Linked DNA regions of Homo sapiens: all the other regions are linked to region 2. The links are chromatin contacts, found by Hi-C or POLR2A ChIA-PET in ENCODE. All regions are on one chromosome and are shown on one strand. The core of a region is the stretch at or near the end of the contact, and the rest is flanking DNA. Distances in the headings are between cores, read along the strand shown.

Region 1 (4,636 bases), core at 1,631-4,130, 210 kb before region 2:
AAACTATGACGATGCAAAGGCATTAAGAATGGCACAATAGACTTTGGGGACTCAGAGAGAAAGGTGGGGAAGGGAGTGAGGGATAAAAGACTACAAATCAGGTTTAGTGTATACTGCTTGGGTGATGGGTGCACCAAAATCTCACAAATCACCACTTAAGAACTTACTACTATAACCAAAAAAAAAAAAAGAAAAAAGAAAAATAGATATATAGACATATTAAAATTTGATGATGTAATCAGAAAATAAGAAAATAAAATATCACATGTTCTCACTCATATGTAGAAGCTATTTATTAAAAAAATTGAGCTCATACAATCAGAGTTGTGAGTATTAGAAGACTAGGAAGGATGGGGAAGGGAAGGATAGGAAGAGGTTAGCTAATGGATATAAGACTACCACTAGAGTAAGTTCTAGTGTTCTATAGCACTATAGGGTAAATATGGTTAACATTAATTTATTGTATATTTTTTAAAAAAACATAAGTGAGGATTTTAAATGCTCACAACACAAAGAAATGATAAATGCTCAGGTGATAGATATGCTAATTACTCTAATTTGAAAATTACACATTGTATACACGTATCAAAATATCACTCTGTATCCTATGAATGTGTACAATTATTAAGTCTACTAAAAATAAAAAAACCTTAAAAATAAAAAACAATCCTTTAAACAATTTACAGTTTCCTTAGGAATGTTTTATTTGCTATTTTTATACATTTTGCCTACCATTAAAAGTCCTGAGGGCTCTTCAGTTAATTTTCTTTACCCAAACAAAGTATCTTCATTAGGACATATTTTTAAAATGTATCACTATACTAACATGACAGTCAGAGTCAAACATAATTGCCATCTCTACGGAGCAGAAATTCTATTTATTTTTTGTCCAAAATCAAAGTGCTCTGTGCCTACCTTTTAAGGACAAGGGATTGGATCTTGTGAATTCTGCATTTGATGGCCTGTGCTGTTTGCGAACTTCCAAGTACTCCTGAACTCTTGAATCAATGGTTTCTTTTAACAGTAAACAGACTTCCTAAAGCAAATAAAAAATTAGATATAACCTTCAAATTTAATGCAAAAAAATTAACATATATATTAAAAAGTTAACAATGAACATTTCATTTCATTTTGCTTTTTAATTTAGCTGTGAATGTTGAAAGGAATGTCATATGTGCTCATGAATAACACCGCAAATTTAAATTTGCTACTGAAGTTTGCTCGAAACCATGATGTTGGCTCACTGTGTGATCTGGGAAAGTCATTTCATTTCTTTCTGCCTCAGTTTCATATTTCTAAAAGAAAGATAAAAATATTTCAGTGTAAACATCAGGGCAAGGAGGTAATAAGTATGGTAAAGAATGCTTTCATATAAGTATCAATCAGTTGTACTGTGACAAATAGAAGAAATAAGTCAAGAAGAGCCAACACTGGCTGGCATCAAGGGCCCCAGGGAAACACCCAGTGTGGCCAGGGGACTGTAGACAGGGATGGGGCCAGGAGTAAGGGCATATTCATCCACTGCTGGTGCAACGGCATGGGGAACCCACACCACAGCCCAGTCAACAGCAAGCAGCCCCCCATGGTTTTAGGGGACTGTTTCATGTTTATAGGCACAGTGTTGCTAGATCTTTGTTCAAAAGGAGTCAGAAACAGTAATTTTTATATAAACTATCCCATTTTTCAAACTTGGTCTAAAAATTTTTAAAAATCTAAACACCATCATTCATTAGTTTCTGGTCTTGGGTTTACAAATCTACTCAAGAAGGAAACTGTTGAGCAGTGAGTTAAGCAGAGAACTGGAAATCACTAATCCTATTTTCTTCTACGCTCTTGTTGATGATACTGTATATGCCTTTGTTTTTGTAAAAACGTACTACACTCATGTACTAACAGTGAAAATAATATAATTTCTCTAAAGTAGATTAACATTTATTAGGCGACAGAAACACATGGTTTTAATTCAATTTCAGTATTCCTTATCACTAGTAAGTTTCAGGATAGGTCAATTGTTTTATTGTTTTGGTGTTATTTATAATAAAGGTAAACAAAAATTTAAGCCCAACACAATGGGAAGATACTCTTTGCAGTTGTTTCCTGCACTAACAGGAAATTGTGACCTAATGTAGAAAAAGAGAGTAAAATCATACACAAATCTAAATTTCTTAATTTAGATTAAGAACTGATGTATAAGAACTGATGATTCCTGTTTAATTCCCAAAGACTGCAGAAAACTCAGAGTTGCCCAGGTCACCTCAAACCTGTTTTGCTGGTTTCTTGCAATGTCATCTCAGGTTGATCTCTTAGAATCTTCACAAATTAAAACAACAAAATTTTTAGCTGTTCTAAAGAGCAATGATAGCAAAACTTTTCCTTTATTAAAAACACTTGTACTCCTCAAACAATATAGAAAACCCTTGATTTAACTCATGAGTGTGAGTTTCTAGATAAAGTACAAACACTGGTTTCCTCTCTCCTGCTTTTCATGTTGCAGCCTAAAGATGCAGTGCCTCATGGAATACAGAGATATCCCTTTACAGTTGAGTGTTTCGGCATTGTTCACACAACAAAAAGGCAGCCTTGCCGCCTCATAGGTTTTTTTTTTTTTAAAAAACAATTAAAGAATTTTGCTTCACATGCAGAGTTCAACTATGACTGGGCTAGAAAATATGTGAAAGACATACATGGAAACAAGGATTGCTAAAATTTGGCTATAAATGCCCTATAAGGCTAAAACTAAAAATAGCATGACAAAAATAAAGCAAAGGCTCATACACACAAACTTTCTCCCTCTAGCTGTGGGGCTTTCCTTCTGTGAGTCAGTTTGACGAATGCAAGGTAGACCAAGTGCAGTGTGATAGACACCAGTAACCGACCACACCACACGTCATGAAGCTTTCTCTTCAGAACCACAACAATGCAAGAAAAGAAAACTTCTCAGCTACCTTTGAGGGGCAGATAAGAAGAACAAGTTAAAATCAGTGCTCAAGACAGAGATGCAGAGGGCATCTCTAGGCTAACGGGCTGTGCTCGCTTCCTCGAGTTGACACATGGAACAGTTTGACTTCAACTGTTTGGGTACAAAGACTACTCGTGCTGCACTCAAAATAAACATATGTTAATACATGTAATTAGTTCTTTTTTCTAAAAAGGAACTGGATATTCTTAGGCTTTCACTGTATAAAATGACTGTTAAAATGGAATCAAATTGGTTGCTCATAAAATCCCAATCATGAGAGGATCTAAGGATAAAGAAGATGAAAGCCTGGGGACACTGAACCTAAGCTAAAGTCATAGCCTTTCTTCAACTAGCTTTTCTCCTTTCTTACGCACACACAAATGATCCCAGAGGAATTTTAACATCAGCGAATTGTTTTTTTTTTTTTTTTTTTTTGAGACAGGGTCTCACTCTGCCACCCATGGTGGAGTTCAGTGGCATGATCACAACTCTCACTGCAGCCTTAACCTCCTGGGCTCAAGTGATCCCCCCACCTCAGCCTCCAGAGTAGCTGGGATTCCAGACACAAGCCACCACATCTGGCTAATTTTTATACTTTTTATAGAGATGGGGGTTCACCATGTTGCCCAGGCTGGTCTTGAACTCCTAGACTCAGGCAATCCGCCTGCCTTGGGCTCCCAAAGTGCTGGGATTACAGGTGTGTGTCACTGCACCTGGCCAATATACATTTTAAAAGGGCAAATTAAAGAAGCAGCAGCAAACCGACCATTTGGTTTTGAGAGGCAAGCTCAGCCTGCTACAGCGACCTGCCCCTTGCAGCTGCCAGTGCAGCACTGCTCTGCAGGTCCTGTCATGCACTGCACAGCTTTGCTAAGTCATGCCCTGCTGCCCTCAAGTAGGTACTATGAGCATCCACGCAGCTGCATGTGGCTCCTAAAAAAACAAAAACCTAGCCTCACGCTTTGGCTATGAGGTGATTCACACACCCAGGGCTTTATTCTAAAGCATTCCAAATTAACTGAATCTTGGGCAAAACGGACTCAATATTAACAAGAAAGGTCTAAGGCCGATAAAGGTCTAAGGTGGCAAAGCCGAAAGGGAATGGAGAACAGGCCTGGAATGGTGGATTCCATAACATTGTTAATTTAAGTCAAGTCAGAAGATTTTGGGGTGAGGTCCCCTTGGGTGACTATTGGTCACTTTGGGGAAACGAGTGAACAGTTTTGAATCACAGCAACATGCGTTAGTAAGCTAGGAGTGGAATTATATGAAGGTAAGTGGCAGTAGGAGATGTTGATTGACTTGCTAAATATTTAAAAGTCCTGAAGAGAAGAGTCCACAGTTATTTACCTGAATGATAAATCCCACCATACAGAACCTTGTGCCTTCCTTTTCTCAGCTTTAGGTCACCAGGTATTCTTTGCAAAATAATGACAGCAAAGTCTTGATAATATTATCCTTTGAATGAAAATGTATTATCCTATAAAATCTTTTTTGGGGGGTGGGGATCTTTTTTCTAGTGAGCTCCAAAAGCTAATTAAAAGCAATTATCACAGAAAAGGGTGGCTTTTTGTTTTTTCACCACTGTCAATAGTTTCTTCGCCATATACTATATTTTAACAAATCTGATTTTTATTTCTCAGTCTAAAAAGCAACTGTGGTAAATGGACATCACGG
Region 2 (4,478 bases), core at 1,520-4,019:
ACTATTTACTTCCTTTGGATGTGTTTTTTCCCATTATCAGATGGGGAAGTTCAGGTCTTAACCAAGGAAGCCTAAGTGGGCTTGTGTTCAGGCTCTGTGGGACTCCCTACCCCACTGGGTCACATTCCAGCTGTGTTCTTGGCTCAGTTCACTTTTGTGGTTTCAAGAATGTAAATAATTTGCACTTTTACCCTCTTCTTTTTATCTATTTCTGCACAAGGTATTGGTGACCTGAATATATTTCCTTGAATTCATCGACTTCAAATATTCCATTTCTGTAACTGACCTCAATATGTTTTCCTCCTTTGAAACAATAAACTCGCTAACAGATCAACACAGTCTACTCATAGTGAAAAGATCATGAATAAACATGAGATTCTTTGGAATTTGGATATTGCTATTACTAGCTTTGTGTTGCTCGTTTTAAACCCAAAACACTAGTAAGGGTGAACTAATCGTCCCAGGACCACACGTTGTCTTTCCTGTCTTTAAATTTTTGCTCCCGTACTTCTGCTTCTTTCAATGTCCTCTTGCTGTCCTGACAAAGGTTTCAATCCAATCAACCTTGGTACTGAAACTTCCTGTAAACACTTTCTTAATTTCCCAAACCTGGAGTCATTATTCATTGGCATTTACTGTTTATAGAATTCATTTATTAATGTACTCAAGAGCTGCCTTGCAATAGTGCTTCACTTACTCTTTTACCCCTTATTTATCCTTCATTCTGCTTAGTGCCATGTTAATGTCATTTCTCCCTGCCTAGAATTTTAACTCCTCAAGTACAAGAACTGTTTATTGTACTTGTAGGTAATCCAACCTTCCTCAGTTCAATGCCTTAATTTAGACACCCTGAAAAAATAATTGTTTTTATTTTTTGTTTTAAGCATTGGTAGAATATAGTTGCTTCCCACATTTTGTCAAAGGAAGTTAACTTGAGCTGGTACTGCTTTAACTTATTTCTGAGATAGAATAGGAATGGGATGCAGCTCCTCCTTCACATATTTTTTTTTCTTTTTCTCTAGTTCCACTGATCACAAAACCCACACCACTCGCTGGTGATATGCCCACGAATCCCAAGGCTTTAGTCACACAAAGAAAACAGCCGTTCTTCCGCGCTTTCATAACATGTAACCATGCCTTTTACGTAAAGAATTCCAGAAACTGGCTTAGGAAATCTAAATATTGTGGACTGTCCCACCTTGGGAAGGAATGCTGAACAATTGATTTACAGCTTTGTTGCTGCCAGCCAGACCACCAGGTGGTCCATTACTCAAGATAAACATTGCAACCAGATATGCTAACTGAATAATCTACCCCTCACATGCTTTGCCCAACCCAGCCTGCATACCCTACACCTGATGTTAATTCCCGTGCTTTGCCTAATAAAAAAGCCCCAACCAGCTTTTTCAGGGAGTCCTTGTACCTCCACTGTCTTCCTTGAGCTTGAGCACAAGCTCCAAAATAAAAACCTTGACTGGGAAAACTACCTGGCCCCGTATTAATTTTTATTACATGGGAAACCAAAGAGCTTGTGATCTGTAACATTTCCAAATCTTCTGCTCTGAATTTTGTTTTTCTTGAGACGGAGTCTCACTCTGTCACCCAGGCTAGAGTACAGTGGCGCGATCTCGGCTCACTGCAACCTCTATCTCCCGGTTCAAGTGATTCTCCTATCTTAGCCCCCAAAGTAGCAGGGATTACAGGCACGCACCACCACACCCAGCTAATTTTTTGTATTTTTAGTAGAGACGGGATTTCACCATGTTGACCAGGCTGGTCTCAAACTCCTGACCTCAGGTGATCTGCCCGCCTAGGCCTCCCAAAGTACTGGGATTACAGGCATGAGCCACTGTGCCTGGCCTGAAAATTCTTTTTTTTAAATTAAGATTTACTTTTTTAATTCAAAAGTTAACACAGCAGAGGTGTTTGTTCCAGGGGTGGTTGTGATGATTGTGGTCTATGACACAGCTTCCACACCTCGAGAATAACAATCGTCAGTGTTCAGTGAGCACTCCCTATGTGTTGTACTGTGAATAATCAAAACATGTATTTAGGCTACTTGGGAGGCTGAGGTAGGAGAATCACTTGAACCCGGGAGGCGGAGGTTGCAGTGAGCCAATATCACGCCATTGCACTCCAGCCTGGGTGACAAGTTTTGAAACTCCGTCTCAAAAAAAAAAAAAAAGTATTTGGTCTTTGCCCCTGTTTCCTGCCACAGAGTTTCAGAAACTCTTGGAATTTCCTTAATGACAGGAGTGTCTTTTGTTATTCATAATGAGCCACTTTTGCTATATCCAAGTATATGCTAATAAGGTAACTTTTGGCAGAGCCCCTAGAGAGCTTCAGGATGGGGGGTGGCAGCTAGGAAAATCAACCATGTGGTGAGAGGGTTGGAACCTTCAGCCCCAGTCCCTGCCTGCTGAGGAGGGGAGGCCAGAAACTGAGGCTAATGTGGCTAATGACTGATTCAATCATGCCTACATAATAAAACTTCAATAAAAGCTCTGAATGATGAGGTGTGAACTGCTTCCCAGTTGGTGCACACATTGATGTACCAGGAGGGTGGCAGACCCTGGCTCCATGGGGACAGAAGCTCCTGTGCTCAAGACCCTTCCAGATCTTGCCATCATATGTTTTTTCATCTGACTATTCATTTGTATCCTTTATGGGAAAAGAGTAATTGTAAGTACAGTGTTTTCCTGAGTCCTGTGAGTCATTCTTTCACAGGGTGAACCTCAAGGGGGTGCAGCCTGGGAGGTCACATGGGTTCTTGCCTTCATGCAGGAAGGAAATCAAAAGTGAGATGACAGAGTAAAGTGAAAGCAAGTTTACTAAGAAAGTAAGGGAGTAGGCCAGGCGAAGTGGCTCACGCCTGTAATCCCAGCACTTTGGGAGGCTGAGGCTGTTGGATCACGAGGTCAGGAGTTCGAGACCAGCCTGATCAACATGGTGAAACCCCATCTCTACTAAAAACGCAAAAATTAGCTGGCACACACCAGTCGTCCCAGCTACTCGGGAGGCTGAGGCAAGAGAATTGCTTGAACTGGGGAGGCGGAGGTTGCAGTGACTGTACTCCAGCCTGGGAAACAGAGTGAGACTCCATCTCAAAAAAAAAAAAAAATCAGAAAGTCTTACGGGGGCAAAAACCAGTTACTGCATTGTGAGGGCTCAATTGGCAATGTATTCCTGTTTAGTTTCTCCCTCTTGATTCCCTGATCCCCTGTTCCCCTCCAAACCGCCCCCATCTGACACTCCTGCTTCCTGGAATTATTTCCCAAATAAACTACCTATATGTTCTCAGGCTCTGCTTTCCAAAGAAACCAGGCCATGATAAGATATGGCTAACCTCAGCCGGAGGGATATTGATGTTACCTTAATGACAAAATGGTACAGGGATGAATGGGTTCTTGCTAAGTTTACTGCTCCTGTACTTTGACTTGTGGTGAAAGAAAATATGTTGAAACTAATTAAAATGGTTTCACATCATGAAATTTTTTGAAAGAAATGACCTCGAGCTAATAACATCTGAAAAATGAATAATAGGACAATTGAAAAAGTAACAATGAAGAGTGTTCTTTAGAATTTATGGAAAAATTAATACGAAGGGATTCAGAGTAGATAAGATATCCTTTTATGTGAATTTAAAATATATTTTATTACAGAAGGATTAGGATAAAAACCTTTGATAAGTTGTCATCTGGCTAAGGAAGGACAGTGGCCACATCATGCTGATATTTGCATCCTCACCATTTGGTGCCTGGAACATAATAGATATTTTAAAAATGTGTGTTGAATGAATAGAATCTTAATATTGGTAGTTAGACATTGTAATGGGTTGCATCGTGGCCATGAAAAACATGTCCAAGTTCCAACTTCAGATACGTGTGAGTGTGAATGTGATCTTATTTGGAAAAAGAGTCTTTGTTGGTGTAAATTAAGTGAAGAATCTCAAGATTAAACCATCCTGGATTAACTAGGTGGGCCCCAAATCCAATGACAAATGTGCTTATAAAAAGAAGAGCAGAAGCAGACATAGGGGAGGACCATGTGAAGATGGAGGCAGAGATTGGAGTTGTGCAGCTACAAGCCAAGGGATGCCTGGAGACATCAGAAACTAGAAGAGAGCTTTTCACAAGATGGTGCCAAAGATGAAGAAGGAAGCTTCCGTCCCTCCTAAAGCCAAGGCCAAAGCAAAGGCTTTGAAGGCCAAGAAGGCAGTGCTGAAAGGTGTCCACAGCCACATACACACACACATAAAGAAAATCTGCACGACCCCCGCCCACCAAGACACTGTGACTTCAGAGGCAGCCCAAATATCCTCGAAAGAGCACCCCCAGGAGAAACAAGCTTGGCCACTATGTCATCATCAAGTTTCTGCTGACCACTGAGTCTCCCATGAAGAAGACAGAAGACAACAGCACACCTGTGTTCATTGTGGATGTTAAAGCCAACAAGCACCAGATCAAACAGGCTGTGAA
Region 3 (4,519 bases), core at 398-2,897, 160 kb before region 2:
GCTTCAGTTTCCTCGTCAGTAAAACTGAAATAATAATCATACTTAACTCCTGGGGTTAGCAGCTGTTTCCTAAGATAGGCCATATATAAAGCCTTTGGTACAGTGTCCAGCACACAGGCACTACTCCCAAAAAGTAAGCTAGGGATGCTCCTCTAGGAGGTCTTCGTTTTCCCTCCTTGAGTTTTCCTTCACTGCCAGGACCTCTTCCTGGACTAGGACAGGATAGAAATCTATGGAAAAGTCACCTGATGCAGAAAAGTTCTGTTGTAACAAAAAATGACTGACCATGGTAAGGACATAAACCAAAGTTTCTATTTCACCTTAGTCTCATTAAGAAATTTAAAGTGGCTGGGTGTGGTGACTCACACCTGAAATTCTACCACTTTGGGAAGCTAAGGCAGGAGGGAGAAGTGCTTGAAGCCAGGAGTTCAAGACCAGCCTAGGCAATAACAACAACAACTATATATATATATATATATATATATATATATATATATATATATAGAGTGTGTGTGTGTATATATATACATAAAATATATATACACAATACATATACTATATATAAAATATATATACACTATATATACTATATATAAAATATATATACACAATATATATACTATATATAAAAAATACTATATATACTATATATAATATATAATACTATATATATTTTATATATATATAATGTATATATACACACACCTATATATATATAAAATTAGACAGGGATGGTGGGGCACAGCTGTAGTCCTAGCTACTTGGAAGGCTGAGGCAGGAGATCATTTGAGCCCAGAAGAGGTATGATTGTACCACTGAACTCCAGCCTGGTTGACAGAGCAAAACCCATCTCTTTAAAAAAAAATACTTAAAGTGACATAATACCAGGATGACAATACGTTAATTTATTGACCAAGACATTTTTGAAACTAAAAAGGGGTGCTATTAATAATTATAACAAAACATCTAGGATTCTCCTACTTAGCACCCACTTGTAAATTCTTTCTCATTATCAAGAAAAACCCCATTAAGTGAAAATTATAAGCCAAGGTCAAAACCCAGCTGTTGCCTGTTTTTGCAAATAACATTTTACTAGAACACAGCCATGCTCACTTGTTTACATATTGCCTATGTCTGCTTTTGTGCAATAATGGCAGAGATGAGTTAATGCAACAGAAACTCTATCACTCACAAAGTCTAAAGGATGTATTATTTGGCTATTTACAGAAAAATTTTGCCAACCCCTGTTCTAGACTCAAGTAACTCAGAGACATTGCTTTCCAATCCCATAATCTCACATTTGTATGCTATTATCTGACAAGAAAAAAATACCAAATTACTTCTCTTATGATAGGCATGAGTTTTTACTATGCAACAATTTCATGTTAAATTTCAATAAATTTTAGTTTCATACTTAATGAACATTATTACACATGGAATGGTCAAAGGAACTCAACTATTTACTAGAGAAGAAGAAAACCACTGTGGTCTCCACACACAGGAAGGGCTGTCACGTGAAGAGGGTGAGTCAGCACCGTGTGGTGACTCAGCACTCTGCTCTCAGTCTGGCCACCTAACTGTGGGTCCTTACGTTTTCCAAGTGTCATCTGCGAAGCTGGGGTAGTAAGAGTACTTTCCTCACAGGGAGGTGGTGAGCATCAAAGAAGATGGAACACGTCCAGCTGCTGTACTGCTTTTCTTAAATTAGTCATTTGTGCTTGCTGTTACTGGTGAAGAGCTGGACATACTCTGCTGGCAAAATTAAAACAGCTGGAGGTAGGTTTCAAGGAGGCAGATTTCAGCTTTCAGCTCAACTTAAGGAAAAGCCTGATCGCCTTACTGTCTGCCTGGGAGTCAGGTGAACAGACAGTCTCATGGAGTTCAACATCCCTGACAGTATCCCTAGGGCAGTGTGAGCCCCATGGCATGGAGGATTCAGAAGGGATTGCAGGAGAGTGAGGATCTGACTAAGACTGCCAGTGCCATGTGTTTTTATCTGAGACTATGATGAAGAAAGCTTTGGGAACGCACACCATCAGCCCCATCTTAAGAACGGGGAAATATGTAGGATACACCAGAGAGTAAATAGGTGTCAGCAGATTATGAGAACAACATATTGCAAACTTTTTAAGTTTTAAAGGACCACCATCAACTCAGAACAGAATAAGGACACAACTTGGTTCCATTTTGCCAAAAAGGTAAATGGAGGGACAAGAACACGGCACCAAAGCCAGGTTCTCTGATAAAGTCACCCGGGAAGCGGCCCTGTCTCCAACAACAGGCCCAGTGGTTTTGGCTGGCAGGGTCCTTCAAAGGTACAGTGTGCCCAATTCATGCTGCGTCCATTCACCCTGGGCCCATTAATAATTTGCCAGGCACCGCCGGGTGCGATGGCTCACGCCTGTAATCCCAGCACTTTGGGAGGCCAAGGTAGGTGGATCATGAGGTCGAGAGATCGAGACCATCCTGGCGAACATGGTGAAACCCTGTCTCTACTAAAAATACAAAAAGTTAGACATGCATGGTGGTGGGCGCCTGTAGTCCCAGCTACTTGGGAGGCTGAGGCGGGACAATCACTTGAACCCGGGAGGTGGAGGTTGCAGTGAGCCGAGATTGCGCCACTGCAGTCCAGTCTGGTGACAGAGCGAGACTGCATCTCAAAAAAAAAAAAAATAATAAAAATAATAATAATAATAATAATAACAACAATAATTTGCAAGGCACCTAAGGCCATGGCCAGGCTCTCTTTCACTGCAGCTTGCTCTATCTTTAGTAGAGCTGGACAGGCTCCACCAGCAGGGCTCCGTGCTCCCCGCTGATACTAGCAGGAAGCAAGATACTTGACTGCACAATGGGCCTGTGGCCCCAGCTGCCCATTATCCAGGATGAAAGGTGTGTGTGGCCACAAGGAGTATGGCTCATGCACTCTTTAGCACCCTAAGGGCTTGGGGATCATTTGTTCAGTCTGAATACAAATCAAGGGTAAAAACCACATGGCAGTGTCACAGACATGACAGATGTAGTATCCAGTGCATGGACGGCACACAGCCTCTTTCCCTTCACCAATCAAGAAGAGTGACTAGTAAATGCTTTGACCATTTTCTTCTTTTAAAAAGGAAATTTTAAAAATTTAAAATTATATTGTTATTCTTCCTTTTAATTCTGCCTGTTTGACTTAATATTATAACATTAGGCTCAAAAATGACCAGTGACTTTTTCAATGACCTTGTTATTTAAAATTCTGTACACAGAATGTTAATAGCTGCATAATATTCTATTATATTGCTGTGTCAAAATTTATTCATCAGGCTGGTGCAGTGGCTCACACCTGTAATCCCAGCAATTTGGGAGGCCGAGGCAGAAGTTTGAGGCCAGCCTGGGCAGCAAAGCAAGGCCCTGCCTCTAAAGAAATTTTTAAAATTAAAAAATAGTTAGGCATGGTGGTACACACCTGTAGTCCCAGATACTGGGAAAGCCGAAGGGGAGGACTGCTTGAGCCAGGGCTTTGTAGTGAGCTATGATCGCACCACTGCATTCCAGCCTGGGCAAGAAAGTGAGACTCTGTGGCTTAAAAAAAAAAAAAAAATGTATTCATCATCCCAATGCGGGACCAACTGTCCCCATTTTTTCACCACTGTAAACAATGCTGCAATGAACATCTTTCTGGATGGATCTTCGTCCACATAGTGAATCAGCTGCAAACTACTTTTCTTTAACAGGAAGAGAATCTGGTCTGTATCAAGGCGATATCCTACCACACTTGGGAAATGAGGTACAGGAGAGCGACCCTCTACTTTATAGTGTTGCCAAGGCTGTCCAACTTACTGGTTCAGATAAATTACAGCCCAAAATCAGAGCAATTTCACCCATGGTGGTCACTGTTCCACAGTGGGGACGGTGCTCTGCTGGTGACTATCAACTCGGTGATCTCAGTCATTTTCCATTCAGGGCTTTAGTTTCTTCAACTGCAAAACTATAAGCTGGAATGAGATTATCTCCATGTTCCCCACTATCTTTATAATTGAATAACAGAAATAATTGAAAGACCCGGGAACAACAATTTCACAGTCAGAGTACCCTAATGCTGAATTACAACCTGATGCCAACTACCATGGCAGTTAAAAGAGACTCCGTGCCCCTGGCACTAGGTCAGACGTTGTGGGTAGAATCACAGGGGAAAGGGAGTGACACCCTGACTCGGAGTGGGAGGAGGGAGATTAACCCATCACAGAGCTACTAAGGAATGCTTACAGAGCCTCACATAGCAGCACTGACCTCAGCATGATTCTCTTGGGAAGGCCATAAATCCAAATGTGTCTGCCAGCCAGTATCAAAATGTCAGGCTGGGATGTCTAACAGACACCCCAAGTTAGGCCCCAGGGTCTGCAGGGAACCCTCAGTGGAGAGCCACTCACTGGGAGTCGTCTTTGGCTGTACCCAGAATTTACTTAATTTGACTATCTCCTTTCCCAGGCCCCAGCGGATGGAACTCATAAATAAAGAGTGAGAAATGCAACTG

The links. A loop is a pair of places that touch in the nucleus more often than their neighbours do. ChIA-PET counts read pairs that join two places held with the same protein, here RNA polymerase II (POLR2A). Pooled maps may share reads with other maps.
Region 1: a pooled map shows a loop between it and region 2 (4-fold over the local background). The contact joins two enhancer-like sites. A Hi-C loop is called at or near these places in 1 of 168 maps with a recorded cell type or tissue (endothelial cell of umbilical vein) and 10 of 50 pooled maps. POLR2A ChIA-PET finds 5 or more read pairs at or near these places in 4 of 52 experiments (A673, BJ, HepG2 and 1 more).
Region 3: a map of natural killer cell shows a loop between it and region 2 (10-fold over the local background). The contact joins two enhancer-like sites. A Hi-C loop is called at or near these places in 1 of 168 maps with a recorded cell type or tissue (natural killer cell), 2 of 37 single-sample maps with no recorded cell type and 11 of 50 pooled maps. POLR2A ChIA-PET finds 5 or more read pairs at or near these places in 1 of 52 experiments (activated T-cell).

Annotation. Positions count from the first base shown.
Region 1 is chr20:10,557,100-10,561,735 of GRCh38, reverse strand. It overlaps SLX4IP (SLX4 interacting protein), which reads right to left. Exons shown (of 8, transcript NM_001009608.3): 4 at 916-1,036. Among named protein-coding and RNA genes, the nearest start is that of MIR6870, 90 kb to the left of the region's middle. RefSeq lists an enhancer at 2,614-2,993. Within about 2 kb of position 2,880, at least 8 of the 41 ENCODE cell types and tissues checked have a DNase peak (open chromatin) inside an H3K27ac peak, as active enhancers do.
Region 2 is chr20:10,349,287-10,353,764 of GRCh38, reverse strand. It overlaps the pseudogene RPL23AP6. Among named protein-coding and RNA genes, the nearest start is that of MKKS, 83 kb to the left of the region's middle. RefSeq lists an enhancer at 2,670-2,899. Within about 2 kb of position 2,769, at least 6 of the 41 ENCODE cell types and tissues checked have a DNase peak (open chromatin) inside an H3K27ac peak, as active enhancers do.
Region 3 is chr20:10,508,764-10,513,282 of GRCh38, reverse strand. The region is part of intron 2 of SLX4IP (SLX4 interacting protein); the gene reads right to left. Among named protein-coding and RNA genes, the nearest start is that of SLX4IP, 76 kb to the right of the region's middle. RefSeq lists enhancers at 1,348-1,642, 1,383-1,862. Within about 2 kb of position 1,647, at least 29 of the 41 ENCODE cell types and tissues checked have a DNase peak (open chromatin) inside an H3K27ac peak, as active enhancers do.